Regions from separate parts of the Homo sapiens genome. Here region 2 is linked to region 1. The links are chromatin loops, found by intact Hi-C in ENCODE. Cell type or tissue: psoas muscle. All regions are shown on one strand. Each heading gives the region's core, and the rest is flanking DNA. Links, peaks and the distances in the headings are about the cores only. Region 1 overlaps PITX1-AS1 (PITX1 antisense RNA 1). Region 2 overlaps PCBD2 (pterin-4 alpha-carbinolamine dehydratase 2).

What was found. Hi-C counts contacts between places; a loop is a spot of excess contacts. Peaks named below come from ENCODE experiments on the same cell type or tissue, not always from the same donor. Only the 100,000 strongest peaks of a DNase experiment are listed, where the experiment ranks them.
Region 2: a loop joins it to region 1, with 2.5 times the contacts of the local background. A loop is called at or near these places in 3 of 110 quality-filtered maps.

The regions. Positions count from the first base shown.
Region 1 is chr5:135,184,520-135,200,235 of GRCh38, forward strand. The region is part of intron 3 of PITX1-AS1 (PITX1 antisense RNA 1); the gene reads left to right. Among named protein-coding and RNA genes, the nearest start is that of LINC02900, 56 kb to the right of the region's middle. RefSeq lists a silencer at 6,722-6,901. In psoas muscle, for the core only: a CTCF peak has its summit at 7,006 (motif pointing left); DNase peaks (open chromatin) are centred at 7,022 and 10,562; H3K4me3 peaks cover 1,075 bases; H3K27ac peaks cover 562 bases.
Region 2 is chr5:134,940,377-134,956,092 of GRCh38, forward strand. The region is part of intron 2 of PCBD2 (pterin-4 alpha-carbinolamine dehydratase 2); the gene reads left to right. Among named protein-coding and RNA genes, the nearest start is that of CATSPER3, 20 kb to the right of the region's middle. In psoas muscle, for the core only: no CTCF peak of the experiment used is centred there; a DNase peak (open chromatin) is centred at 8,785; H3K27ac peaks cover 2,112 bases.

The DNA.
Region 1 (15,716 bases), core at 3,109-11,108:
CATTAAGCCCACTCTTTGTTTTTTCTCCTTCCAGAGCCTTCTACCTACCATGCTTAGAGTTTAGTCTTGGAGATCATTGTTTAATCAATATTAAACCATTCACGTAGTTTAAGTGTTTACTTATGTGCTTTGAATCATTGCTTGCAGTAAGAACAAGTGATGCCCCTAATCTGCCTTCACTACACTCCCCAATACCCTAATTATGTAATTTAGAAAAGAACATTTCCTGACAGCAGTTTCTCAGTGTGCAGCAACAAATGCCGACTGGGGACGGGACAAAACAACCCTGTAATAGCTAGCACATGGAGCCCGCTGCCTTGGTCCAGGCGGCCCTGGCTTGGGGCAGACGCCCGTCCATTTGGGTTAAGGCTTTCAAATGATGGCATATTAGTGCCAGTAGACGTAATTCCACATGAAAGGAGCTGAAGCTAATAGCCCATCTCCAGTCTCTCTTAGTTTGTGGAATAGGCCCTCATTGCAAATTATTACTGACCCAGACAGTCAGGAAGAGATATCTCACCCAGCCGGGGAGACTGACGCAGCCAAAGACGTATGCAAGAGGCCAAGGTTTAGACTAAACTCTGCTTTATGTCCTTGCCAACCCCCACCTCTACAGTCCAGGGGCAAGGCCTGAGTGTCCCCAATACATCCTTATTCCTTTTGGGGGCAGTTTGGAGGCTAGTGTGCCTTTTCATTCAAGCAAAGTAGGTATTTGAGGGGCTATGGGGTATCATGTTATGTGAGGGGCAGAATCCATGGCTTTAGATTATATTAGTTTAAGTACCATCTAATGAGGGTGGTGGTTGTGGGGGATAAGGACCCCAAATGCCTTTCTCCTCACCAGCCTGCTGGTGTCAGTGACTCGTATCTCAAGGCTGCTGCCCGGTGAGCAGAGCCCAGCTTGGCCTTCTCTGGCCAAGTGAGGCCTAAATGCTCACTGTGACCCAAGCTGCTTCCATAACAGGAATGAAAATCTACCTTTCCTGCTTCCCCTTCCCCCATGAGTGGTCCAACAAATATTCCGTTGCTATAGAAACCCAGCGGAAGGCTGAGTGGCCTCACCTGTCTCAGCAGGGTGATCAGTCAGCATTTGGGCATGGGTGCACAGCCGCTTCTCCCAGGCAGAGCCCAGCAGCTGTGGGCTGGTGTTGCTATGCAGCCTGCCAGCTGCCTAAAGCCCCAGGCTCTTGAAAGTCCCAGAGGATGGGTAGGGGATGAGGGAGAAGCAAAGTGAGCTGAGGAAATTTAAATTTGGCTGTGAATCTTAAACCAATTCTTTAGCCTTTCTAGAAGCACCAGTTGCTATGGTGATGGAAGCGGTGCCAATTGCAAGAGTTGTTTTTGTGGTTAGAGTGCCTGTCTTAGACAAAGGCAGGGAGGCCAACCCAGCAGCTTCAGTCCTCACTCCCTTCTAAGGATTGAACGTTGTCAAGCCCTAGCTCAGGAGGAGGGGTGACAGCCTTTCAGAATGCCCATCTTGCCCTAGCAGTTATTCTAGGGGTCTAGGGTCCCAGAAGGGAGTGGTCGCCAGGCATTCCAAGAGAGAACCCACAAGTAGGCTTACCAACAGAGAAAGGGCTAGTCAGTGATGGCAGATTTTGGAGTTGAAAATTTCTTTCTCGAGGCAAACTCACAATACAGTGTTCTTTATGGAGCCTTCTGCCACCCAGAGTCTGGTCACCTGCCCTTAGGGGTCTGCTCCTTCAGGCCACATTTTGACTTAGGCCTCAAATATCAGATCCCCTGAAACATTTCCTAAGTGACGGAATGGAGGCCTTTTCTATAGCCGAGGTGCTTGTGTAGCTCGTTAACTCTCAAAGTGTTTTACAAATATTTATTCACCTTAGGTCATTTGCAAACCTAACCCCTGTCATCCCACCCCAAGGTTGTCCCCTCCAGCCTAGTTGCCCAAAATGAAGTCAGAAGCCTTGGACTAAGAATTCCACGTTGGCTGATTTTGAAAAGCTTGCCTGAACGGTTTATTTCTCTAGTCTGTTCTTCTTAGAGTTCCAGAATGTGTCAGGACTTCCCAGTCCAGGCATGCAAAGCCCTTTGCCCTCCCTGCCAGAGGTGAGAGTATTTTATTTATGAATTCATTTTAAATTACTTTCAAAATCACTTTTAATCAAATTAAGACGCTCCCTCTGGGATTCTGTCAAAGCATCAGAATAAGAGGGCATTGGCTTGGAGCAAGGTATTTTAGGACAGGTAACCAGTTCCCATTGACTTGCTTTCCTGGCTGACATGGACAGGTAGAGAAAGCCTATGTCATTTTGCTCTCTGAGATCCCTGAAGTGTATTTATTTCCTTGTAAGGAGGAAGGTCCCTGGGAATTGGAGGCCTGGATCCCTCCCAGGGGTGAACTCTGTGTGCCGAATGTTGGTGATATTTCTCCCAAGACTCACCCAGATGATTGCTGGGCTCCTGCCCCTCCCCATCTTCCCAGCAACCCACCACACTGAATTGATTGGGTTTACTGGCCTCAAAGTGGCCAAACCTGAATTTGCCTCAGCTTCTGGTCAGAACTTCTGACTAATGAAGGCTGACCCCTGGTGAATTTTCAGAAGCCATGACTTGCCTGCACTGAGCCTATTCTGCTGATAAGATAGGCTTTTGTGCAGAGCAGGCAAGAGGGTAGCAGCTTCAATAAGGTCCATATCAAGGTGATACTAATCCTTCGGCTGGCTAATGTTTGCCAAATAAATAGCCTCATTAGGAAGGGCTATAAAAGCCCGATAAGATTCTTCTAATTATCCCCCAAAGCACAGATACTTGGGGTTTCAGTTTAGCATAATAGGAGACGTGGAGAAAAGAGGGAACAATGTGTGTAAGTGAATATTTTCAACACCGGCCTCACCGCCGCTAACAGCGGCACATCTAGCATTTCATATTTTGCTTTGCCAGAGCAGCAAATTGCTGAACAGAAGGGAAAAAAAGACAATTACATATTTTAGGTTACTATTTCACCTTTGCAAATCAATATACAAGCCATTAAAAGTACATTTTTCCATGAATGATAAGTGTAATTACCTCTTCTTGCCATAAAAACTTGTCCTTATTAAATGTAAATATTTAAAAATGATTGAAATATACTTGAAGGGTGCTTTATAGCTTGATTTTATATGCTGACATCTGGGTTGCCTTTCCTAAAACACTCTATTTCTTGGAGAGTTATTAAATTAGTATTTTGAAAGGACTAACACTAGACTTGTTCCTTGTTTCCATTTTAATTTCGTACATATTTAGATTTACCAGGAATTCGGAGAGGGTTTATGTTTAGCTAATGCATCATTATGTTTGCGGGGCTTGCACACACGTAGAAGCCATGATATTGTTTGCAGAGGGAATCTTTCAAGAATTGGTAACTGCATCTCCACATTTATTTTGTACCCTTGCAAAGTATAAAAATTGAGATTCCAAGATTTCTGGCTGTAAATGTTTAATTTTCCAATTCTTCTTTTGAGCAAGGAAGATTGTTTTAAATATTTACTTAGCTTTTAATTGCACATCATTTCAGATAGCGAATGCCGATCAGTTTTATTGTAGCTCTGTCGGAGGTTATTTAACTCTTAGAAAGATGTACACTGTGATACTTTTTTCAGCTTCACTCTTTGGAAGAGATTTTTTTTTTCTTTAAACATTATTATTTTTAGTTGCTGCACTCTACCTCTATTTTTGGTAAGGTAAGACTGTTCAATTCAATACTTTGAGAGAATTTCAGACAATGATAGAAAATCTAATATTTGAAAATATAAGCTTCACTAACATACCTAATTCCAGATGGCAAAAAGACCTTGCCCAAAAATGTGAAAGAATTCAGTATGAGTGGCTCAAATATTTTTTCATGATAAACAAATATTTCTGGGATGGATGTGTTTCTGAGCTCTGCATAGGAAAGCAGCCATCCATGCAAGCCGTGCTGGGCTACCCTTCAAACCCTCTTTACTCTTTTCCTTTCACTATGTTAAATCCTTGAGATGTGTAAAGATGTTATGATAGGCAGTGGGTCAAGTAATCTGCACATGTAGCTTTTTATAAATTTTTCTTTGCAGAGGAAAATTTTTCTTCAAATAAACCTCCCCAAATAAATGGTTTGTAAAAACAAAAGTCTATTTGTTTTGAAATTGCACACAAGAAAACATGTTATAACAATATCTTTGAGTTCCGCCTGAGAAAAGAAATTTACCTATAGTCAGCGATTTCCTTCATGATAAGGCTTTAAAAAATAAAGTTGTCTCTTGGGAGAAAATAAACATAGCGAAGTGGAGATATTTATAATGAGGTGCCTTTATTCACTTGTCCAGTGGAACTGTTTAACTGTTGTTTTATCTCTCCTCTCTTTCTTTCTTTATAATTATGTTCATGCAAATTCCTGAACCTTAAGCATTTTAGAAATGTGTTATCTTAAATTACACAGATACTTCTTGAATGTGCAAATGTGCCATTTTTTCCCCCACTTGAAGTAGAAACTGTAAACAAGTCTTGAAATTTTTTTTTGCCCAAACTCGTGGCAAAATGTCTGGGGTTTGGGGCTATTTTCACAGTGCCACTGAAGGTGAGCAAACGAATGGGAACATGCGCCGATCACCAGTCAGTGACTTGGGAATTTTTCAGGAGGCATATTTTCTTACGTTAATGCTTTTGTAGATTCCATCGATGTTCAGACATCAAAGGGCATGCAATTAATAATGGGCATCTGGAGGGCCGATCACATGTTTCCGATGTTAAAGTGGTGAACGACAGGAAAATCGGCCACGGTCAGGTATTAGCTGTAATCATTTTTAACCAACAACGAAGGCTTCTCTTTTGTGCCTCTGCTCTCAGAAACGCAAGCCTTCCCATACAAAAGGGTCCCATAGATGCTTTTCTGCTAGTGAATGAGTGAGTGATAAATGATTTGTAGACCTACGTCTCAGTGTTGATTCAAATAACCTTAATTTCTCCAATAAACTCAAACCCAATTTTGTGTGAAACCCCACATGGACACAAGGCAACAGACAGTTGTATTATTTGAATCTTTAGTTAATTCTTTCAGGTTTGCTCCTTTATTTGTATTTTTTAAAAAAATAAACGAATATTTTCTAGTACTAGAATAAGATTGCTTCAACCAAAGGTGACCTTATGAGTTATTTATTTCCTGTCTTTTATAGTAGCCTGTTTATCTTTTCCAAAGTGATGTATGTTACCCAATTCCAAGTAATATAAGATATGCAGGTAAGACTGTGTTAAAGCTCAACAAAAATGTTCTAGAGAAATACAGTGCTTTGGGCTCTAAACACTCCAGCAGGTATAGAAACCTGCAACTCTTTAAAAATAATTCTCATTTGAGTAGGTCACAGATAATAAAGGAACACTTGTTTCTGGGAAATTAAAAAAATGACATGAGGGGAAAATATTTATTTGCTTTCTACATTGGTCAAATGACTAGTGGATATTAAAAACCTGTAAAATAGACAGATGCAACCAATTCTCTTTCATTAACAAATATTGCAATTTCACAATAAAGTAAATGCATTAAAAAATGTCTACACTTCTGAGAAGCTGAAATGGTCAGAACTTGAGCTTGCTTTAAATGTTTAAAGACTGATATTCTAATCAGTTGGGGGAAAATTATTATTATAAGTCTTTAAAGAACTAACTTGAATTTTAAAGCCTCCTTTGGCTGTTCAGGTAGCAAAAACTCTGATCAACTCTGTGTACATTTCTGTACATTTGCCTCTTGACTCAATCTGCCCGGTCACCAGCTTTGTTTTCTTTCTAAGTATAAGCCGTATGTATCGGCAGCACATTTTAAAGTTAATTTGAAGCAGGGTCTATATTGCCGTCAGCAAATATGTTATAAGCTTATTATTTAATAGTGATTCCGGGGTAAGGCCATCATCTCCTTCCTAAATCCAAATATAAAAGTTGAAATCGTATTTGTTAAAACTGTCATGTTGAATTTGTGGCCCAGATTGTTTTCCCGAGGCCTGCTGGGCCAGAGCTCGAATGCCGCTCCCAGCTGCAGACACCCCAGCCCAGGAAAACTGCTCGCGGCTGAGTCGCTGAGCCTCTCAAACCGCCTGCTTCCCCCAAACAGAGCCACGGCCCAGCCGGCTCGCTCATGGCTTTTCCACATTGTAAAATCATTTGATTTATTTGTTTGGTTTGGTTTGGTTTTTAGAAGCGCTGCAGAAATTATTTCCTACTGGCAGAGAGGGCACTTGGTGTTACACTACATTAGTTTCACATCATTAGTTTAGGGTTCTCAAACTTAAAATGGTAAAGTATATGCGAGGCTTCTAGAGACCTCAGTTCTGACCAGAGCAGAACAAATTAAACCTGATGGATTCCTTTCGCTGCCTGTGTAGTGTGGGGCAATGCAGAACAAAGTGCTGTGGCGTTGCGGAAGGGGTTCCCTCTGGCAGTTTTGGAATTTGGTGGTAGGAAATGTTAGTTATTTATAAAAAGGAAAAATTCCTCTGTTACCATTCTGGTTTTCACAAAAACCGTAATTTTATCATCACGGCTTGTAGCAGGAAGCCAACAAGGGGTGCCGATGACGGCCACGACCCCGTATCTCTGGGCTGTCTCTCTCACCTCCATCGGCCACTGCCTGCTTGCTCTTTAGGAGCAAAGGACATGATTTAGAAGTAATTCAAAACCCCGTCGCGGGACCCAGAACAGCCCAGATGGTCTGGCCCTGGCCTGGGGTCTGCGGGGGTGGGGGTGCCAGCCCCGGGGGTGGAGTCGAGGTCGGCTCCCGGCCAGGTCCCGCGACGGGTCTGCACGCAGCCAGGGAGGCCTGAGGGGGCAGCTGCGGGGCTGGCGGCCAGGAGCTGCTTCGCGGCTTGCGGCGCAAAGTAGAGGCCCCGCTAGCTCGCTCCCGCACGCCGTTCTGCGCCTTCTCTTCCTAGCCCCGGCAGGCTCTGTCTTCCCCCGTGGGTCGCAGCGAGAGGGAGACCTCGGCCTCTGCCGCTGCAGCCTGAGACCCAGCCGCGGGCCTCAGGTGCGCGCTCCCCGAAGCTCTCCTGCCACCTGTTGGCCGCCGGTGGTGCTGACGCTACGGGGAGAAGCCACGCTTCAGTGGCTTGCCTGGAATTCATGACTTGTGCGCTCCACGTCCTGGGCTGGCCGACCTGCTGAGGGTATCTCTGAGAGCAGGAGCCAGGCCGTCCCGGGCTCTCCTGCGACAGTGCGGTGGGAGAGCCTTAGCGGGAGCCAGGCTGCGCCATGGCTTCCTCTGGACAGTTCTGCTGGCGTGCCCTGCTTGGCGGGGTACAGTGGGGCAAGCGGGGTATAAACCCGCTTGTTCAGCTTGGGAGCAGGCTCTACTTCCCAAGAGCAGCACAGGGGCTTCCGCCGGAAGTCAGGAAGAAGGTTTGAGGAGCTTCAGATCCAAGGACGGTGCCATGCCTTTTCATTGGAAGTCATGGACCACCCTCAAATATCATGGATTAGCCATTCTGTTCCCAGGGGCTGGGTTCCTAGGTATCCACCACAAACAGGCTTGAATCTACCCACACAAACAACCCTATCAGGAAGTCTCCAGCAAAGTGGGGCTCTTGGTGGCTGTTTTGGGTTTTGGGTAGAAGGTAGTATAGCAGCTATATTTCTAAACCATGGGGGCAAAACTAGATATCTATGTCCTGAGGGGACTGAGTTTTGTGAATGGATTTGGCCTGTGAGGATGTCACATGGGGCTCAGTAGCACTGAGGGGAGAGGCTGTGTGTGGTGATACTCTCATTCCTGTCTTGGGGAAGGGGGCCTGGAGCCATGACTTTCCCCTAGGCCTTTTCAGAAGGGGCTGGGAATCACAGTAGATGTTTGTCAATGGAGGAGCCTTGGCCCCATTTCAGACGCAATGTTTTCTCGTTCTGTGGTGGTTTTATACACAAAGGCTGTGTCCTGCTTGGCCACGCCTGCCTGCAGCATGTGCAAGCATGATACTTGGCGTCTGGGTGCAGCAGGGCATCCGTGCTCCATGCTGCGCGTCCAGCATGGCTGGACTGCCCTTGCACCCTCATTTTACCAGCACAGGTCAAGCAGTTCCCATGGGGCCTTCAGCTGGTAGCAGCAGGACCCATGGGTATCTAACCCAGACACCTTCTCTCTCCCCTATAGAGGGAGTTGGCTGTCAAAGCCCAAGGATGTCTGTTTTTAGGTGATTGTCTCCTGGCTTATCTGAGGCCAAAATGTTCTTACCTCCTGGTCTCTGAGATCATAGAAAGAGACTCTGGTATTTGGCCAAATGGCTGCTCAGAACCTAGTCCTGAAAAGTTATTTTCTTAGTCAAGGGGCTCATGCAAGCCCTGGACTAGGGGTGATTTAGTTGTGTTTTTTCAGCTCACCTCATAATTTAATGTAGAAAAAATTATTTGGCATGTTTTCTCCTGGGTGCCGACTGCCTTTAGAGCCAGCCGTTCTGTACGGAGAAATGCCCCGTAGTCAGAAATCTTCTTGTTATGCCAGGTCTGCGCATTCAGGGACTGCGAGTGGCTCACTGAAATCTCTGAGGCTGGCCAGCCAAGGAGGGAGAGGAATCCTACCTACCCTGGACTTACATTTTTATGGAGAAGAAGGAATGTTAGGAAAGTCAGTAAACTTTTAGTCCCTCCTGGCCCCATGAACATGAATAGAAGAAGAAGAAAAACCCTAGCCGACTGGTTATTTACCCCGAGCACAAAAGCAGCCCCCCTCCCATCATCTCCCTTTTATTTCCAGCCACTCTGACAGAAATGCATTACTGGCTGAATACACCTTCCCACAATGCCATCCATCACACAGGTATTGGGGGACCAAAGGTAAGATGAACTTTAAACACACCTGGCACAGCTGGCTCCCACCTTTGTGCTTGGAGTGGCTGCCAGCCAGCTGGCTGCCCTGTCCCCCTTCTCAGGCTCTCCAGAGGAATCCCAGCAGACTGACTTCTTTTTGTGGCCACATATTATTCTAAAATCAGGCTATGCAACTGCCTTGGGAGAGTCTGGGCAACCTCTCTTGTAAGTAGCCCTCTCAGCCCCGTAGGGCTCCAAAGAGCTTAAAGCTGCTCAGTCATGAGAATTTTCCATGGGAGGAAAGACTCTCTGGGGTCCTCCACTCTCTCACCTTCAGAAGCAAATAGAACAGGTCTTCCAAGGCCCCCGAGTGATTCCGCCCGGCGTGTTGCTGATGCTGTCCCTCTAGTACTTGTGGATTCTTTGGAAGAGAAGGTGGGTGATTGAGCTGTGGACCGCTTCTCCAGTTTTATGCATCTGGAACTGAGAGACTTTCACAGAATTGTAGCAAATAAAGAGAGAAAGTACTTTATTAGCAGTTATTCTTTACATCACTAAACTCCTGTCTCTCACCCCAGGCAGCTTTAAGATGCAGCTCAGCTCTCAACCTTGCCTATGACTGGGTAGGAAATTACCCTGTCTGGAGGGAGAATGACTCCTGAGTCATTCTCAGTCTTCCTCCCCAGCTGCTGCGAGTTCATTTGTTTTAACTTTCCCTCTCCCAAGATAACATATTCCGGGGGCCAGTGAAAAGAAAATGTGGTGTTGGAAGGTCTTTTAAGTGGGAACATTCTTGGTTGTGAGGCTGAGCTGTTCAGGAAGACCTTGATGCTTTCCTGGTTCACAAAGCCGAGAGGTGATGAGGCTATAGTGGCACTTTGGATTTGGGGGTGATAAGACTGTTTTTTGTAAAACACTGGAATTCTCTGTGATTATCAGTTGGGGAATTCATCATGGTATTTATCTGGAGAGGAAAGAAGGCAAAATGGACTTCACAACAGTCAACTGGGTCACTCGTTGTCAAGCAATCACTTAGCATGTGCTCTGACCATTGAGTGTCATTGCTATTAGCCACTTAATCCCCACAAGAGGCCATGCTCTAGGTCACCCTCATTTTAGAGATAAAGTTCAGCCCTGCTTTTCTTCTCTACCTGATCTCAGCATAGACAGCTGAGCATTGCTTTGACTCCAGCAAGCAGAACACCACTCTCAGAGCCCTTGTTATTAGCTTGAATTGAAATTGCATCTTGACCTCAAATGAGATTCAAGAGCATAGGAACAAATACTTTTAGAAGAACTAAAGGAGATGATAAAACTGTCATCGCATATGTCAGGCCTTTCTCCCTGGATTTCCATGTCCCTGTTTCTCTCTCCCTCTCCTCTGGATGTCCTACTGGAATCTTGTAGTATTCACCTGGCTATGAGGGAGAACATTGTGAAATTCCAGAATTGCCACAGCAACTTTGGTAATGTGGACTCCTTACTTGGTCTGTCCTGTCTTCTGCCATTGCAATCTGATGGAGCTGTGGGCGTCCTGATGCCAGATATAATCCAACCAAATAAATCTCTAAGAACATAAAATAAAAGCTATCTCACAGTTTCCTTTTGTTTCCTGCACAAAAGCTATTCTCAGTATATGAATGGTGTCAGATGCAATAATCCAGAATAAATCTCCAAGAAGAAAAAAATGCATTTCAAAGTGAATGATCACTCATTTCCCATCCTCCCCACCATTTTTATATTGGGTGAGTCACTGGGGTGGCTGCCGACAGCTCCTGTGGGCCGGCCAGAATTGGGAGGAAGATTACAGGGGCTTGCTAAGGCCTGGGGTTGCTGCCAGATCTACACAGGTCATTGAGCTCCAGCTGGGGAGAGTTTTGGGTTTTGGCCCTCTGGGCCATGTCCATCCTGGCAGAGGGTCAGAAGAAGACCACACCCCTGGATTCTAGGCTTCCATAATGGCCTTGTCTTCTCCAGGGGATCCTACAGGTATGTTCTTGCCAAGTATATCCACTGTAGAAGGCTGGAAACACTTAAGTCATATATGCTCTTTGGGCAGATTAAACTTGATGATTCTGGGGCTGCCCTCTTCAGGGCCCGGCTGGTTGCCCTTCTTGGAACGCCTGCATATTCACTGGGGAAGGGCAGTGTGACATAGCTGTGGGGGAAGAATATGCTGGGGCATTTGCCAAGTCTAGATTTCAAAAGGCCCTTTCAGAATTGGAAGACTTTTGCCTTGAATGGTTAGTCTTAACTCTATTATTTACCCTAGTCTACTGTCTACATTCCAAATTTTTCCTTTCAGCATAAGATCCGGGCAATGATCACATATTGTTTCTTTTTTTTTTTTTTTTCAACTTTTAGATTCAGAGGGTGCATGTATAGGTTTGTTACTTGGGCATATTGCGTGATGCTGAGGTTTGGAGAACGAATGATCCCATCACCCAGCATAGTACCACATAGTTAGTTTCTGTTTTGTTTTGTTTGAGACAGTCTTGCTCTGCTGCCCAGGCTGGAGTGCAGTGGTGCGATCTTGGCTCACTGCAACCTCCATCTCCCAGGTTCAAGCGATTCTCCTGCCTCAGCCTCCTGAGTAGCTGGGATTACAGGCATGCGCCACCGTGCCTGGCTAATTTTGGTATTTTTAGAAGAGATGGGGTTTCACCATGTTGGTCAGGCTGGTCTCGAATTCCTGACCTTGTGATCCGCCTGCCTCGGCCTCCCAGAGTGCTGGGATTACAGGCATGAGCCACCGCGCCTGGCCTTTAGTTTTTTAATCCTTGCCTCCTGCCCCATCAGTGCCCAGTGTCTATTGTTGCCATCTTTATGTCCATGAATACCCAATGTTTAGCTCCCTCTTATAAGTGAGAACATGTGGTATTTGGTTTTCTGTCGCTGTGTAAGTTTGCTTAAGAGAATGGCCTCCAGCTGCATTCATGTTGCTGCAAAGGACATGATTTCATTCTTTTTTATGACTGCATAGTATTTCATGGTGTATATGTACCATGTTTTCTTTAGTCTACCATTGATGGGCATGTAGGTTGATTCCATGTCTTTGTTATTGTGAATAGTGCTGTGATGAACCTATGAGTGCATGTGTCTTTTTAGTAGAACAATTTGTTTTCTTTTGGATATACACCCAGTAACGGGATTGCTGGATGGAATGGTAGCTCTGTTTTAAGTTCTTTGAGAAATCACCAAACTACTTTCCACAGTGGCTGAAGTAATTGACATTCTGATCAACAGTGTGTAAGTGTTCCCCTTTCTCTGCAGCAGTGCCAACATCTGTTGTTTTTTGACTTTTTAGTAATAGCCATTCTCACTGGTGTGAGATGGTACCTCATTGTGGTTTTGATTTGCATTTCTCTGATAATGATGTGGAGCATTTTTTCATGTTTGTTGGTCACCTGTATGTCTTCTTTTGAGAAATACCTGTTCACATCTTTTGCCCATTTTAAAAAATGAGATTGTCTGTTTTTTGCTTGTTCAATGTTTCAGTTCCTTGTAGATCTTAGTTCCTTGTAGATCTGTTGTCAGATACATAGTTTTTGAATATTTTCTCCCATTTTGTAGGTTGTCTGTTTACTCTGTTGATCGTTTCTTTTGCTATGAAGAAACTCTTTAGTATAATTAGGTTCCACTAGTTTAATTTTTGTTTTCATTGCAATTACTTTTGGGAACTTAGCCAAAAATTATTTGCCAAGGCCAATGGGTAGGGCCTTGCCAAAAACCTAGGGTATTTTGTAGGTTTTCTTCTAGGATTTTTATATCTGAGGTCTTACATTTAAATATTTAATCCATCTTGAGTTATTTTTGTATACATTGAAAGATAGGGATCCAGTTTTATTCTTCTGTATGTGGCTAGCCAGCTATACCAGCATCCTTCATTGAATAGGGAGTCCTTTCCGCATTGCTTATTTTTGTCAACTTTGTTGAAGATTAGATAGCTGTATGTCTGTGGCTTTAATTTTGAGTTTTCTGTTCTGTTCTGTTTGCTATGTGTTTGTTTTTATACCAAACCATGCTGTTTTGGTTACTGTAGCCTTTCAGTGTAGTTTGAAGTTGGGTAATGTGATGCCTCTGGCTTTGTTCTTTTTGCTTAGGATTGCTTTGGCTATTCACAATCTTTTGGTTCCATATGAATTTTAGAATAGTTTTATTCCAATTCTGTGAATAATGTTGGTAGTTCGATAGTAATCACATTGAATCTATAGATTGCTTTGGGCAGTATGGTCATTTTAACAATATCGATTCTTCCAATCTGAGCGTGGAATGTTTTTCCATTTGTGTCATCTATGATTTCATTTAGCAGTGTTTTGTAGTTTTCCTTGTAGAGATCTTTCACCTCCTTGGTTAGATGTATTCTTAGGTATTTTTATTTTTTGATGGCTACTGCAAATGGGATTGTGTTCTTGATTTGTTTCTCAGCTTGAATATTATTGATATATAGAAATGCTACTGATTTTTGTACATTGATTTTGTATACTGAAACTTTACTGAAGTTATCAATTCCAGGAGCCTTTTGGTGGAGTCTTTAGGGTTTTCTAGGTATAGAATCGTTGTGAAGAGTTAGTTTGACTTCTTTTCCTATTTGGATGCCTTTTATTTCTTTCTCTTGCCTGATTGCTCTTGCTGGCACTTCCAGTACTATGTGGAATAGGGGTGGTGAGAGTAGGCATCCTTGTCTTGTTCTAGTCCTCAAGGGGAATGCTTCCGGTTTTTGCCCATTCCGCATGATTTTGGCTGTGGATTGGTCATAAATGGCTGTTACTATTTTGAGGTATGTTCCTTCAATGCCTAGTTTCTTGAGGGTTTTTATCATGAAGGAATGTGGATTTTATGGAAAGCTTTTTCCATGTCTGTTAAGATGATCATATGGTTTTTGTTTTTAATTCTGTTTATGTGGTGAATCACATTGACTGATTTGCATATGTTGAACCAACCTTGCATCTCAGGAGTGAAGCCTGTTTGATCATGGTGAATTAACTTTTTGATGTGCTGTGGAATTTGGTTTGCCAGTACTTTGTTGAGAACATATTGCGTTTATGGTCACACATTGTCAGGTCTCTTTAACCTTTCATCTGGAGTGGTTATTCAGCCTATGTCTTTTATGACATTGATGTTTTCTTGAAGACCAGGTCAGGATGTAGAATATTCCAATTCAGTTTAGGTTTGTCAGATGACTGTCTGCTTCTCATTGGTGATGTTAACTTTGATTTCCTGGCCAAAATCTTGTCTGGTTACTGCACTGTATAGTTACCATTTTCCCTTATAACTAATAATCGATCTGTGGGAAGACACTTTGAAGTGCAAATATTCTGCTTCTCCTCAAAATCTACACCCCACCCCTCCTGCTGAATTTAGTGTCTGTTGATGAGTCCTGCCTCAGCCAGTCTTTACTGCATGGTCAGAACATGGTGATTTTCCAGTGCTGCTACTTTCTGCATATTTCCCGCTTAGCGTTCTTCTCTGATTTTGAGTTTTCCCGCTTTCCCTCTCTCCTTTCTTCTTTTCTCCTCCTCTTCTGCTGCTGCTGCTGCTTTATCACTATAGCCTCATTGATTCCTGTTTTATTTAATGGGCTCAAATATATTATTGTCATTATTTGTTTTGTGCTCAAATTGTCCTAGGTTTAGCCAGTGAGATCTCCTTCAGGCTTGTCTCCTGTCTGCTTTTCATGTGCCACCATCATTACTTTCAATACTTCTTTATTTTCTGGCATAAACAAGATGTTCCAGGCTTACCTTTTACCTTCCCTGACCTAGTCCTGGCATCAGCTGTTTTGCTAAGGAACTCTGGTTCCTTTAAGTGGGGAATGGTATTTAAAAACCAAGATCTAGGCACTGACTATGCCTAACACTACTGGAGTGTCATTGTCTCCAGGCTCCTTCAAATCTAGGATAGATATGTACACACATACACATATATCCCCTATCCATCCCAGCTGTGAAATATACAAGTATGTATGCATACACATACACATTCAGAGTTACACATACATATTTGAAAATGTATGTGTGTCTGTGTCTCTTTGTGTATGTATATATGTGTCATGAGTGTCCCTACTCCCATATTTGGATCTCCCCTATGTTTAGAACTCTGACTTCCAGCATTATTTCACATTTACTCAGTCTCAATCCTATACTGTATATAGAAGATTGTTTCAAAATTGGTACACCCATACTGCTGTGAGAAACAAGTCTAAGTGAAAGAGTTCACAATTAGTTTGCAGTTCTTTTTCTTCTATGCTGAGGACATATAGTCAATATACTTTGTTCAACAATTACTAGGATTAGTGCTTTCCCACATCAGTGTGGTTCTGAATTTGGGTTCATCAGCAGTTTTCTTAGGATTTATTTGCAATACAGTTTGGCTCGTTTGCTTTCAATTTGGTTTTTGTTCCCCTCATCCTTGTTTTTTGATTCTGTAGTTTATGAATATGCTTCCAAAATTAAATGTTATACAAAAAAAATACCGAGAAAAGTGTCACTTCTGTATCCCTTTCACTCTATCTCCTCCGCCATTCCCCAGAAGGTAAACAATTTTATATTTTTCTGATTTTTCCTTCCTATGTTTTTTTTTGGCAAAAATAAACAAATGCATGTATGTTTCCTAGTTTCCTCTTCTTTCTTACATAGTGCTAGTATATATTATGTATTCTTTTGAGCCTTGCTTTTTCCACCTGACAATATATTCTAGAAATCACTCCATATCAGTTCATAGAGATTGTTCGATTGTTCCATCCTTCTTTACAGCAGGAAATTACTCCATTGTATATATGTAACATAGTTTTTTTTTTTCAACCAATTTCCTGTGTTTGAGAATTTAGGTAGTTTTCAATATTATGATGTAATGAATAAACTTGTATGTATGTATATTCTTGTGGGAGGTGTATCTTTAGGGTAATTTTTTTAGAAAAGTAAGATTGCTGGATCAACTAAGTGAATATGTAGTGTTGT
Region 2 (15,716 bases), core at 4,976-12,975, 240 kb before region 1:
CCCCAGTTTATTTCTGACCTTGTGCCCACATCCCATAGTCATGGTGCAGCATATATATTTTTTTTTTTAATAACCCTGGATGTGCAGGTGGTCATATTTCCTAAGGTTTCAATAAAGAATGTATCTCAGAACACCAGGGTAGGAATGGCTCTTAAGTTTGCACTGGGTGCTTGAGGTAAGATTAGGCAGACCCAGAGGGTAGTGGAGACTTTGACCTTATCATGAAACTCTTTAAATATCATAATTTTGAAAACATAAGATATGAGGTATTTCAGAGCAGTACTCTATTCTCTAGGCACTAAAGATAGAAGTGAATGAAGCTCTTTTTTCCTGACTTCTCAGCCTCCTCACAATCCCTTGGTGAGTGGCCCTCTTTTGGACAAGTGCAGGGGCTGAGTGTGGAGGTTGAGTGTCATGTCCACAGACACATGTGACAGGAAGAAGTATTTTGAGCATAAGAACTTGGTTCCTGGCCGGGCATGGTGGTTCACGCCTGTAATCCCAGCACTTTGGAAGGCCGAGGAAGGTGGATCATGAGGTCGAGACCATCCTGGCCAACACGGTGAAATCCCGTCTCTACTAAAAGTACAAAAATTAGCGTGGTGGCGCATGCCTGTAATCCCAGCTACTCCGGAGGCTGAGGCAGGAGAATCGCTTGAACCAGGGAGTTGGAGGTTGCAGTGAGCCAAGATCACGCCACTGCACTCGAGCCTGGGCAATAGAGCGAGAGTCCATCTCAAGGAAAAAAAAAAAAAAAAAAAAAAGAACTTGGTTCCTGAGAAGTCTACTTTGAGGATCTTTCCACAGCACACACTGCCTGCACCTTGGAGGATTTGATGATGATATCCTTGCCATTTCAGTTTTGGTAGGTAGATTATTTGTTCTGACAGGTTTAATTGTCATTGTTTTGGCACACTAGACTGTTAATACCTGAATTAATTGGTTGCTTTAATAGGTGTTCAGCTAAAAGAGGACTTCATCATATTATCTAATGTTTCCACTGGGAGTTGAAAAAAGGGATTTTAAAAAACTTTTTCATTTATTCCATAAATCCCCAAGTATAGAATTGCTCTTCTAATTTTGCCCCTGAAACTGCAATGTATGTTGATAGAGAGTTCAAAGATCTTTATATTCAGAAGGCCTGGCTTTTAAAAGATATATTTGGTATACATGTCTCTCTTCTACATGAAACCATAAAATGGTTTCTAAAAGAGACAGTTACTCGCTGTATGTGAGACTGTGAAGCTTCTAAAAATAAGTAAAGAAAACCATGGTGCCACATGGAGAATGAGTCGGATGTTTTAATAGTATTTAGTGATTCAGGATACACAATTAAATGAATATTATAACAGTTTTGGAAAAAAGGGCACAGGGAAAAAAACTACGTAATAATTTTTTCTTTTTCTAAAACCTGTTATACTTTATCTCTTGTAATTAAATTTAAAAAATAAGATTATGGGGGCTGGGTGTGGTGGCTCACGCCTGTAATCCCAGCACTTTGGGAGGCCGGGGCGGGTGGATCACGAGGTCAGGAGATTGAGACCATCCTGGCTAACACGGTGAAAGCCCGTCTCTACTAAAAAAGTACCAAAAAAAAAAAAAAGTTAGCCGGGCGTGGTGGCGGGTGCCTGTAGTCCCAGCTACTTGGGGGGGCTGAGGCAGGAGAATGGCGTGAACCCGGGAGGCGGAGCTTGCAGTGAGCCAAGATCATGCCACTGCACTCCAGCCTGGGCAATAGAGCAAGGCTCTGTCTCAAAAAAAAAAAAAAAAAAAAGATTGTAGGAAACTTATTTTTGCTAAAATTTACTTTTAAGTAAAAGAAAAAAAAAATGGAAAAAGTATAATCTGACATCAGGGATTTGTACCTAAAGATGCACACATGGAGGCTTTGGAGCTGGACATAGGGGACTTGAATTTGCATCCCAGCCTCACTTTTTATGAGGTGCGTGACTTTGGGCAAGTGATTTAACCCCTCAGAGCCTCAGTTCTCTTCTCTGTAAAATAGGAATGATAAACCTGTTCACAGGGCTGCAGTAAGTACCTGGTCCAGAGTAGTTATTTTATAAATGCTCATTATATTTTCCCCTCCTCTTCTTCATCCTAGAACTGAATGATGAGAATCAGTGGTCAGAGTAATGACTCTGAGATACACTCAGATCCATAGTCAGCAAGAATCAAGTTATGTTCAGAAGGTACTACTTGATCAGAAAAGAGGCTATTCAGGTATTGCCATTGAGATGATGAAAATAAAAAAGTAATTTATGATTAATACCAAAATAGAAGGTAATCAGAGATATCCTGTTCCTTGTGTATACTAGATGATAATATTATTAGTTTTAAATTTGAACATTACTGTGTATGTGAGGGCACTGTGCTGTGTGATTGGTTCATATCATCTCATCTTACCTAGATGGGAAATGCAGCCCAGCCAAGTCATACAGCCTGCTTAAGGTCTGGGTTGAGAGCCCAGGTTTTGGATTCCTGGTCTGATGCTCTTTCCATCATATTGCATTGTTTCTGATAAAGTAAATGTATTTTTAAAATGTCTTATTCCTTTGCAAATCAAATACATAAATAAAGTAACTATCATTTATTAATTTCCTTATTGATGGACATTTAGAGTCTTTCTCATGGTTTTAGTACGGTCAGTTCTGTAACAAGCATCCTATGTCTCCTTGTGCATAAGTGTAAGAGTTTCCATACAGCATAAATCTAGAAATGGAATTGCTGGGATAACTTCTGGTACATGGATTAATAAAAATGAAAAACCAGGATTATGAGAAGGTCTGGGCTTGATGACATTCACATTATAGCCCAGGGACAGGCTGTTTGTCATCAGAAAACCCCTTCCATTCATGAGGCCATAGAAATCCATGGTGACCGAAGCACTTGTGACTTCGGAGCAGTGTGATCTGATTTTGAAGTGGTTTTGAAAACTGGGGACGGTATACATAAGGTGCAAAGATCACGGAAACATGAATTAGCAAGTGGGGCCTCAGTCTAGGTTACGAGTGCTTTAGGACAAAAAATAATCACTTTTAAGGAAAAGTCACTGTTGATAGCACTCAGAATGCCACCAGTATTGCAGATTTGTAATCTATTACTTTAAACTTTTACAAATGCTCATGGTGTAAAGTTCAGACCCAAGTTACTGAATGTCTGTTGCCTGAAAAGGATACTTCAAAATTATATTTTCCCTTTAATTTCCTGAATCAAAAGGCTCCAGGTTGTGACAGAAATGTCACTACTTGCTGTCTCCATTCCTGTACAGAGACCCACAAGAGACTGAAAAATGGTGTTGGTCAAGTTGTCTTGGGTTCTGTGCCTTCTGGGACCGGTAGGAATGCAGTGTGGACTGCAGTGGAGCTGGGGTTGGGGAGCAAATGCCTGGTCTGCTAGTACTGTCTCATCCACTTGTGTTTTAGTAATCTCATTGCTTTCAGTGGAGGGATCCTATTTTACACTGATCTTTATGAGCAAAGATAATTATATATATTTGCCTGGGTAAGCAAATTAATAAACTTGTAACAAAGTGTATCAGACCATTTCTTTGGCAAGACCTACTAGAACAGTTTGTGAAGCAGAGCTGCTTCCAATGGAGCATGAAAAGCTTTGAAAATTCTCAGCAACAGCAGAAAGCAACATTTGAAACCACCCTTAAAAAATTGTTTTCCTCTTCCCCAACCAAGTTTATAAAAATTTGGTCAGACAGGCGTTTTGTTTTGATTTAAAATATTTTCAGTGAATTGTTATCTGCCGAATGCACATGTGTTCCTGCACTTTTTCTTTCATGATTGAAACTTTAAACCCTTCCCTTAAGTTCCCCTAAAAACCTCCCTGTGCCTAGTAAGGTTTTGCATGTGTGAGGAGGGTGAAGGTATTTGGACCTTGGAGAAACTTTGCAATTTGAAATCTGCCTATGCAGTTGTACACCAGAAATGAACATGGTCAATGCCATATTGTGCTCTTTGTCTTTTTCTTCTACCAAGATTCCTCACCCCTAGGAGACGTTGGTTAATATAGGCATTTCGGTTTGGTTAATCTGATCATGAGTGCCCGTGAGCATGGCATGAGGCATGATTGAAGCAGTTATAAAAATTTGGCTCAGAGTTAAGCCCTATAATTTGTTTTAAAGAATTACCTCTTCAGTGACATTAAAAAAAAAAACACAACAACCCAAAAACAACAACCAAAAGACTGTGGTTTATAACACCACACCTGGTCCAGATTGTACTGGATGAATCCATATTTGCTTTGCCATAAATGATTTTGAGGGTGGAATTCTTGGACTGTTTTCTATCTTATAAACCCTTGACATTGTACTGGTACCTGTATGCTCACAAACCTCCTGACATGGGAAAGACCGGCTCAGCCTCCCACTGAAATGTAGGTTGGCTGCATTTATTCTGCATGTTCCTAGAATGAGGAAATGATATGACAATAAACAGAAATGCCCTTGCTGAAGAGAGAAGGGAAGCTGGTGTTTATCTGGTCAGGTGGTTTAGATTAGCTGTGATGCAGCTTTGTATTATGTTACTTTAAATCATTGTGTCCCAACAGGACATAAATTATGAAGATTGTTACAGTATGTTTCATCCTATGTAAGATCAACAAATTGGAATAATTTTTTATAGGAAAATCACAGTGCTTTTGGCAAGGCTATTGAAGCCTTTAATTTGACTTGAGTATGTCTCAAATATTATTGCTTAATATATAAAGTATGATTTGCATAAGGTATGAAATAATAAACTTGTAAAAACAAAAGGGAAGAATTTCCCTGTAGCAGTTGCATCAAATGGCAGTGCACTCCTCCTCCAGCAGTGTGCTTTTTTTGCCCTGATGGTTTAGAGCCAGTTGCATGACTTTCCTCTGATGGGATTGCAAATGAGCTGAGCAGTCTTTGCAGAGATGGAGCTTTGCTGTGTGCTGCGTGCCTGTCAACCCTACCTGCACAGAGAAGGTGATTGCTCCGTGGCAGAACAGAATGGGAGCCTGCTCTGAGGAGGAGAAAACAAATGATCTTGTTTATATACACTCAGGAAAACAAACCATTTTTCTTTCTTTCAGGATATTGTGAATTACTTATATAAAAAAAGCCAACCTCTCCAGAAACTTCCTAGATCAACAGCTGAAGTTAAGATAATTTATATAGAAATGCGGAAAAATTTGACTTAAGAATTTATTATTTTAAATGTTTTCTCTCTTCATTGCTATTTTCTGAATTACTAGCATAATTTGTGAATTTTTGACACAGAGACTTAAAATTTTTCATTTATATTCAAGATTCAGCTAAGTTTGGCTACACAGAACAAATTTTCTAGATTTTAAAAAAGTGGCATAAAATTACTTTATGTATGATTCCAGCAAATTGGAACCGCTTCAGTGTCCCAAAGAAGCACATTTTCTGCGCAAAGCACTGTGCATTTTTGTGAGACCTCCTCACACCCAGTAGTGATGTTAAGAAGTAACAGAGCCTCAGATTTACAGAGTAGTAGAGGCAAGAGAGGTTTAGGATTTGCTGAAGGCCATAGAATGAGACATAGCTAGGATTAGCATTTTTCAGGATATAAGGATACCACCCACCAGACTTTGTCTTTGATACCAAAAATAGGGTTTAAGTGCTAAGCTTACTTTCCTTTCTTTGTGGCTATAAGCCCTGGTATTTTTCTTTAACAAATAATTAAAATTATTATTAAATAAATAAATATACTTAAATAAGATTGTTTAAAACAAAAACAAAAAATCCCTACTTTCCATCTATAAGGGTAGGAATGTTTCTCTCCTTAAGCCTACCCTTATAGGTTGGGTAGGCTTAAGGAGAGAAAAATAACAGGTTAAGGATAAATCCTGAATATATTTGTGGTTTCCTTCAGCTCGATGTCTGAAGATTCTCACAGGTTCAGGGACTATTCCAAGTTTGCAACCTGTGTGTGGATTTTGAAACAAATACAGACAACTTATGAGACGGTTTCTTTGCTGGGCTTCTTGCTTGACACAGTTTTCTGAAACATGGCTCTGGCAGGCTTTTTTCTTCCATGGACACATTGCTGCCGTTTATCACTGAAGTTCCTCTGTGGAGTTACCAGGAGCTAATATTTGGATGATGTACTTTTCTTGCAGAAAATATTAGCAAATGTTGCAGAAACTGTGCTTTAAAAACTTTTAAAAGGGGAATGGATTCCCAGTTTAAAAATAAGCAAAAGAAAGGATAAACATGATTTCATTGATGGTGTGCAACTGCTTTAGAACATCAGATATTTTGTGATGTGAAATGGGATGATACTCTATTTTACAAAATGTGTACTGCTTATAGAAAATGTATTTACTGTACCACTAAGCCAAACTTAGGTGTTGCTTTGTTTCCTTAAAATATTTTTTGAGTCGCTGTGGCTGCCCCACAGATGATGGGGGAGTAGGCATTCTTTCTGCCCAGAGCACTTGTTCTCTTCCTCCACCCTTTTGGTTGTTATTGTAGCATCTTGACTTTCAGCTTAACACATCCCAACTTAAGCAGAAGCCCTTTTGCCTTCTCTCTCTTTAAAACTAGATCCATAGAAATTATTTTTATTACAGTAATAGGGCAAGATAGTTTTATGTCATATATAAACTGGAATTATGTAGTGTTAGTAGTAGTTATGTCTCCTGAAAGGAACCAGTTGATTATAAAGAAGAAAAGTTAGGGAGTAGACTGTCATTTTGCATGCTATTAAAAAAAAAAATTTTTTTTTTTTTTGAGATGGAGTTTTGCTCTTGTTGCCCAGGCTGGAGTGCCATAGTGCGATAATGGCTCATTGCAATCCCTGCCTCCTGGGTTCAAGCGATTATCCTGCCTCAGCCTCCCGAGTAGCTGGGATTACAGGCATGTGCCACCACACTTGGCTAATTTTGTGTTTTTAGTAGAGACGGGGTTTACTCCATGTTGGTCAGGCTGGTCTCAAACCCCTGACCTCAGGTAATCTGCCTGCCTTGGTCTCCCAAAGTGCTGGGGTTACAGCCATCGCGCCCGGCCTCAATTTTTTTTTTTTTTTTTTTTTTGAGACGGAGTCTCGCTCTGTCACCCAGGCTGGAGTGCAGTGGCGCAGTCTTGGCTCACTGCAAGCTCCTGGGTTCATGCCATTCTCCTGCCTCAGCCTCCCGAGTAGGTGGCACTACAGGTGCCCACTACCACGCCTGGCTAATTTTTTGTATTTTTAGTAGAGACAGGGTTTCACCATGTTAGCCAGGATTGTCTTGATCTCCTGACCTTATGATCCACCCGCCTCGGCCTCCCAAAGTGCTGAGATTACAGATGTGAGCCACCGCGCTCGGCCCCCTGACCTCAATTTTTAAAAATATATTTGGGCAGGTACTTTGTGTATCTTAGTGGTTCGGAAGCACAAAGTTGAAGCCTATGAAGTCGTTTTTTTTTTATATAAAGTAGAATTTCTTATAATTTTATAATGATGACAGTACCAAGGAGCTTAAATACAATTTTTAAAAGGATTGCTAAAACAAAACTAACTAAACTTTGGTAATCTTTGCAATACCTCTCACCTCATAAGACTCTGAAAGCCAACAAATAAGGATTATCAGCAGATTAGGGAAGAAAACCTCCAACAGGACTTTTCTGAGGCAGCTGATTGGCAATAATGAACAGCCCCAGTGAATTGCAAAGCATCACAAGTTATTTTGACACCAGGGAACTCTGGTAAGGGGCTTCTCTTGGGGTGGTTTTAAAACCAGTGCTTCTGTTTGCTTTAGGAGAAAAGAATGGGTAGAAAACTGGTGAAATGTGCTAATTCAAAACTGAAAGATTGTGAGAAATTTAAGAAAGAGCTAATCAGACTGGGCAATTGGTCTGCCCAATAGTAGCTGATGAAGATATGGCGAAATGAATTTAAACTTAGGTGCAGAGGAATTTGGAAACCGGTAGTGTCTCTTCAGGGAAAAGATACTCATAGCTAGTGATCACCTTGGCCAGAATGTCTTTTTGGTATACATCAGCTGTGTGAACTCTATCTAGTTAGAGAACTTTCACTAAAAATGAAACAGAAATGAAGGGCCTTTTGGTAAAATCGTGTGTAGAGTTTTTTTTTGTGGATGTAAACCCTGCCACCTGGAGAATAGTGGATTTATATTAATATACTCCTATCTAAGAGGAGTTTTCCTAGCCTGGGAATTCAGTAGAAATTTACTGATGTATTGAAAGTCCTAATTCTGCAAAAGAAAGTTGTTTTGCACCTTGCTTTTCATTTAACAGTATATGTTGAAGATGGTACCATGTCATTAGCTAAAGAGTTGCCATATTTTTTCAATTGGCTGTGTAGGCTATTATGGCAATTGCCAAGAATAGTGACTTGAAGCTTTTTTTTTTTTTTTTAAAAGGCTCTAAAATGCTACAGTATGAAAACAGCTTTTGAAAGCAGTGTTTAGAAGTGAGCATGCTATCTCACAGGTGTTGACCTGTTCAGTGACATTTAAAAAATGTACTTATTACCATGAGCTAAGGGGGACTCATTTCGTCTGGGGCCTGGAAGAGCAGGCAGCTTTTTCAGTAGCTTGTGGATGTTGTCTTCAGTGCCTGGAGAAGCCAGTTTTAATTTCATAGTTGGATATTCTTGGCCTGAGTTATTGGAAATGTTGAGCTCTGTGGCGGATCAAGTAGATGGCAAGTAGACTAGTGGCTTAGGATTGGTGGGAGTTGTGTCTGCCCCCAGACACACAAGGGACTGCACAGGGAATGGTCCTCAAGCAGGCCTTTAGCCCCACTTCCTCAGGGAGACATGAGTCACCTGCTTGGCTGAGATGCTCGCTGACAGATTGCCAGTTCCGCAAGGAAATCTTCCCGTGCCGACACCCACTCAGAGAAACAGTGCTAAAGATGTTTCTGGTTTTCTGAGCCTTGTAAAGGTGAATTTCTTTGGCCTTCAAATTGGTCTTCTGCTAGGTTTGGAAAGGAATTCTTCCTTTCCAGGCCACAGACACTATAATATCAAAGTGTTATTGATGATGATAATAATCACTAGCATTAACTGAGTTCTTAATAGAGTGCCAGGCATACTGTAAAGTATATTACATGAATTAGCTCCTTTTACGTATGGGGAAACTGAAACTCGTTTCAAAAGTTAAGTAACTTTTCTGAGGTCATATAGCTAGTGAATAGCAGAGCTAGGAACTGAACTTAGTTGACCAGTGTGCTAAAAATATGTCTGACAGTCCAGAGAAAAAAAGCATGGATTAAATACATCTTTGGTTGGATCTGTTCCTCACAGTTTAGTTGAGAATATTCTTGTGTTGCCTACAATTAAAATCTGACGTTTCCTTTGCAGCGGCTAGAACAGTTAACAGTGTTCCACGTGAAAGTCTTGGTGAGACATGTAATCATGTTCTGTGGCAAAGAATGCCTTTACTTGGTGCACTAGACAGTGTTTATGTGATTGATAAGTCACCAACACCAGGGGAAGGTCCTGTCCTGTGACATGTGCGTGCTTGGCAATGATCTTGCCTTGCATTTTGCTTAATAATTTTCATTATTTTTAATTAAAGTTGAAGAAGTGCAGACTCTAGCTGAAATTAAGGTAGGTTGTGTTGCCGGAATCTGGTAATTACTTTAATTGATCACAAGATAGTTTCCTTGATCACCAATTAGAGTAAATTGCTGATCATGTTTCAAGACGTGAAGAAATGCCCAAACTGATTTATGTAATAGTGTTTTCATTTGTAATCAGACATAAATATCATTTCCTTCCATAGCAATTGTGTTTTATAAAAGAAGGGTTATAGGCCTACAAACATAATGGTGATTCATAAACAATAGATGTCTAATTCATTGAATTAGTAAAGGAAGTATTTAGAGGCTTAATGGAGATTGTACTGGGGAAATTACTTTGGAGTAGCTGGTGCTCATTTTCTTAGTGGGAGATATGTTCTTTTTTAGTGCATAATTAAAATAGTCTATAATCAAAATATAAAAGGCAGCTGATTTAAAGAATGTATATCAAAGAGACTTGCTCTGAGTAACGAAAGATTTGTATTGTAAGTATGTGCTAGAAGTCTTAGAACTTTAATAAATCATACATGTTATTTGACTGAAGCTGTATTTTAAATTCAGGGTGCTGTTAAACATTTCACAGATTGATGCACGATTTTTGTCTTGGTTTTGTGCATCTGATAGTCTTTCATAGTTTCATGGAATAAAATGAAACAAAAGGAACTTTAAGAAAAATTAAAGTTCCCAAAGAATACTTGATTTGGGGTTCATGGAAAAATCTTTAATTGCTGATGGTTTGGAGATTTCCAAATGACAAACTTCATTGGCCCAATTTACTGTGATTGTATTGCTTACATTCCTTAAAATGGTAGAGTAACTTAAAAAGTCATACTTCATCATACATTCATTGACTTGTTCATAAAATGTTTGTAATTTGCAATAGAGGAAAGACTGAAACTATTATCAGCCATTATACGTTATTTGTTGGCCATATGTTTGTTTGAAATGGCTGTGGCTCAACAGAACATGGCTCATAGACAAACTATGCTGTAAATTGGCACTAAAAACCCACCTAAACAGGTAGGCATATGTTAAGAAGTTAACATGAGCCAAAATATTTTAATGTGAACCAGGTTATGTACATTAAAGGATTCCAGCTCCCTTTACAGTGGGAACTTCATTTGCATGTTGTTCATTTTTTTCCCAAACTAATTTTTAAAAAATAGATCAGGTATACACATGGTACGAATTCAAAAGGTACCAAAGAATGTAGGAAGTCTTCCTGTTTGTGATTCTCAACCATCCAGTTCCCACTCTCCACTCTCCTCATCTTTCACCATTGCTCCCATCATTCTTGTATATCCTTCCAGAGATATTAATGCATACACAAGCATATAATTTCTTTTCTTTCCTTTTTATATGCTTCATGAACTATTGTTATGCATATATTTTTTTTCATTTAGTAATGTATCTTAGAGGTACTTCCATGTCAGAGGATAAATGGTTTCCTTGTTCTGCTTAATGGCTGCATAGTATTCCAGTGTGTAAATGTACCATAATCTTTCTAATCAGTTCCCTGTTGATGGAGATTTTGCTGTTTCAAGTCTATAGCTATTACAGGCAGTGCTGCAATTACCTTTCTTGTAATTTATGAGTATGTCTGCAGCACAAATTCCTAGAAGTATTGTTTGGTCTAAAGGCATGGACATTTTCAGTTTTGACAGATAATGTCAGATTGCCTTCCATGATGATGATATCAACTTATATTCACCAGCAGCATGTGAGAATACCTTTTCTTCTATATCCTCACCAACAGAATATTAGCAAATATTTTGATCTTTTTCAAGCTAATAGGTTTAACTTAGTTTTTAATTTGTATTTACCATGATTGAGATTGAGCAGTTTTTATGTTTCAGAACCATTTGAATTTCTTTTCTGTTATCTATTATGTCCTTTGCTCATTTAAAAAATGGTGGTTGGTCTCATTAATATGTAGGAGCTTTTTATATGCTAAGGAAGTATATACTGCAAATATAATTTGTTGTTTATCTTTTGCTTTTGTTTGTTGGATTTTATTACCATACAGAAAAAATTTTTTTTGCCTGTCTTCTTCCTGCAGTACAGAAAAAAATTTTTCGTGTAGTAAGATTTATCTATTTCTTAGTAGTAGTTTTTTAAAGTTTTCAGGAAATAGAATTTATAAATTTCTTGTTAAGTTACTCTTAGATTGTTTTTCGGTGCCATTTTAAATGATATCTTTTCTTCGGTATATTTTCTAATTGGTTATTGTTTGTATGAGAAGCTGTTGACTTTTTTTTTTTTTTTGTCTTATTCTTGACTTTAATGGGAATTCTAGCATTTCCCTATAAAGAATGATGCTAAGAAAAATGATGCTGCCTTTGGACTGAGAATATATTCTATCGTATTAAGGAAGGATGCATCTATTCCTATCTATCAGCATTCCAGAGAATGTTTTCAGTACTATTTCTACTTTTTGGAATTGATTGAGATTTTCTTTGTGGACTAATATATGTTTAATTTCTGTGAATATTTGATGAGCGCTTTAAAAGTGTTATTCTCAGTTTTTAGAGTTTAAAGTATAGCAATTAGCTCTACCTTTAAAATTATGTTTGTTTGTTTAATCTGTCATGGGTTAAGAGATGTAAGTTAGGCTAAGTGCAGTGGCGCATGCCTGTAATCCTGCCACTTACAGGTTTAGAGGCTGAGGTGGGAAGATTACTTGAGGCCAGGAGTTCAAGACCAGGCTGGGCAACATAACAAGACCCCATTTCTACAAAAATTTAAAAAAATTAGCCAGGCATAATGGCACTTGCCTGTAGTCCTAGCTACTTGGGAGGCTGAGATAGGATGGATCCCGTGAGCCCAGGAGTTCAAGGTTGCAGTAAGCTATATTCGTGCCACTGCATTCCAACCTGGGAGATAGAGCGAGACCCTGTCTCTTAAAAAAAAAAAAAAAAGTTAATTAAAGTCTCCAACTATAAATGTTTCTATTTATTCCTATATTTCCTACATGGGCTTATTCAATGCCATGTTATTATTTGTAGTGTAGATATTTGTAATTATTTAATCTTCATTGGTGGATGCAAATTTATAAATGCAAATTACCCGCTTCAGGACTTTTAATGTTTTGCCCTAAATTAGCCTGTTCAATATAATTTATTAACAAGTTTTTTTTTTTGCATTTGCTTATGTGCTTTTATTTTTAATGATTGAATTTTGCTTTGTGATCCAGCGTGAAAGTTTTCTCTTTATTTTGATTGGTTGGATTTATGTTCTTTACATTTATTGATTGCACAGATGAGTTTAGTCTTATAAAACATGGCAGAACCAAAATACTTTTTTCTTCCTTATTTTAAATTATGATATGGACTGTGTTTTCTTTGTTTCATTTTAATTATGTTTTTCTTTACTTAACTGGGAATGTTTATATTTTTATTTTGATTCTTGTGGATACTATTATAACTATATATAGGTATATAACTTGATAGTACCTTATGGATAATATAGTATATCGTATATATATATAATACCTATATATAGTATTATATACATATATATGTACTATTATACCTATGTATGGTATCTACAAGATCCTATAAAATTATATACCTATAATTTTACATAGAAAATATAGTCTTCTATTTCTGGCTGGGCATTGTGGCTCACACCTGTAATCGCGGCACTTTGGAAGGCCGAGGCGGGCGGATCACTTGAGGTCAGGAGTTCAAGACCAGCTGGGCCAACATGGCGAAATCCTGTCTCTACTAAAAATACAAAAACAAAAATTAGCCGGGTGTGGTGGCACGTGCCTATAGTCCTAGCTACTTGGGAGGCTGAGGCAGGAGAATTGCTTGAACCTGGGAGGCGGAGGTTGCAGTGAGCTGAGATTGTGCCACTGCACTCCAGCCTGGGCGACAGAGTGAGACTCCATCTTAATAACAACAACAAAAAAAGAAAATATAGTCTTCTATTTCTTTATATAGCATTTATGGTCCCCCCTCAAAGCAATATTGAAATAATATTTTCTCCTACTTTTTGTTCACTGTTTAATTTTAGTTTATATTATTTTTCAGTCCTAGTGCTTATGTTTAATTAATTAATTAATCAGATACAGAGTCTTGCTCTGTCACCCAGGTTGGCGTGCAGTGGAGTATGATCATAGCTCACTGCAGCCTCAGATTCCTGGGCTCGACGGATCCCCCAACCTCAACCTCCTGAGTAGCTAGGACTACAGGTGCATGCCACCATGCCCAGCTAATTTTTAAAATTTTTTTTGTAGAGATAGGGTCTCACTATGTTTCCCAAGCTGGTCTTGAGCTTCTAGCCTCAAGCAGTTCTTCAACCTTGGATTCCCAAAGCGCTGGGATTACAGGCATGAACCATTGTGCCCAGCCTTAGTACTTAAGTTTTACACATTTAAGTATACTTATGTCTCTAACTTGATCTTTCATCTTTCAAAGATTTTGTTTACTTTTATATACCTTCTTCATCTTGTCCTTTCTCTTTTAAACTCCTTTAATAGTTTATAACATTTGCATTCCATTCTGTAACTGTAATTCCCACAGTTGTTTTAAATGTATTCCTAGAACTGAATGAATATATTGCTTACTGCTAATACCTTTGGTATAGTTTCTCCATTCATCTCTTAGTTACTTATAGTTCATCCTTTAATAGTTTCCTCAAGAAGGATGAGTGATAATTATTCCCTGACTTATTGTATTTCTAAAATGTCTGTCTTTTGCATTTATTTTTGAAAAGTAGCTTAGCTGGGTATAAAATTCCTGGTTTTCAACTTTCATTTCTTAAAGTTTTTGTAGGTATTGCCCCTCTGACTTCTAATGTTGAATGTTGGTATGTGAATGTTTGAAGTCAGCAGAATCTTTTTTTTTTTTTGAGACAGGGTTTTGCTCTGTCACCCAGGCTGGAGTGCAGTGGTGCGATCTTGGCTCACTGCAACCTCTGCCTCCTGGGTTCCAGTGATTCTCCTGCCTCAGCCTCCTGAGTAGCTGGGAGTACAGGTGCGCACTGCCACATCCAGCTAATTTTTGTATTTTTAGTAGAGATGGGGTTTCTCCATGTTGGCCAGGCTGGTCTCTAACTCCTGACCTCAAGTGATGCGCCTGCCTCGGCTTCCCAAAGTGCTGGGATTACAGGTGTGAGCCACTGTGTCTGGCCAGATTCTTTTCATCCTTATTGATGAATTGATCTTTTTGATTAGATGCCAAAAGGATTTTTTAATCTTCCGAGTTTAACTTTGCTACAGTATATATATATATATATGATTGAAATATTACAATTTATAGATTTAAACCCTTTATTTTTGGAAAACTTATTTTTTTTTTAAATTTTTATCCCCAAGTGTTCTGAGTCATAGAAAGTTTTCTTAAATTACACTCTAATTTTGGGGGTTTCGTATTTTTGTTCAGTTAAATAGCAACAATGGTTTTTTTTTTTTTTTTTGAGATGGAGTCTTGCTCTGTCGTCAGGCTGGAGTGCAGTGGTGCGATCTTGGCTCACTGCAACCTCTGCCTCCTGGGTTCAAGTGATTCTCCTGCCTCAACCTCCCGAGTAGCTGGGACTACAGGCACACGCCACCATGCCCAGCCAATTTTTGTATTTTTAGTAGAAATGGGGTTTCACCATGTTGGCCAGGATGGTCTCGATCTCTTGACCTCAGGTGATCTGCCTGCCTCTGCCTCCAAAAGTGCTGGGATAACAGGCATGAGCCACCACGCCCAGCCAACAATGATCTTTATGTTAGATCTCCTTTGTTTGTCCTTACATTTATTCTTTTCTAGTTCTTCTAAACTCTTGTTGATTTCTATTTCATTTTGCCCATTTTCTGGATCCTGTCCTCTTGGGTCTCTTACTGGGTTGTTAGTGGTGTCTATTCTGCTTCTGGCTGTTTCTAGCTTTCCTGTCTTTTAGTTAGCTCAAAGCCTTTGAGCTGGAATCCCATAAGCAAGTAACTAAGACTGTAAAAAGAAATCTTTGAAAGAAGGAGCAGATGCTTTTCACCATCTGCTAAGTCAGCTGTTTGGCATTGTATCTTCTTCATTGTATTCCAGATAATCAAACTTTCGTTTGAGTTTTGCCTTTTTTCTCTCTTATTCAGTCATCTAAATTCCTTGGAGTAGTTCTTTGAGTGTATATTTTGAAAGAAGTTTTTAATTTGTGGATTTAAAAATACATATTTTGGGGATTGGTTGGTTCTGTTATATGGAAG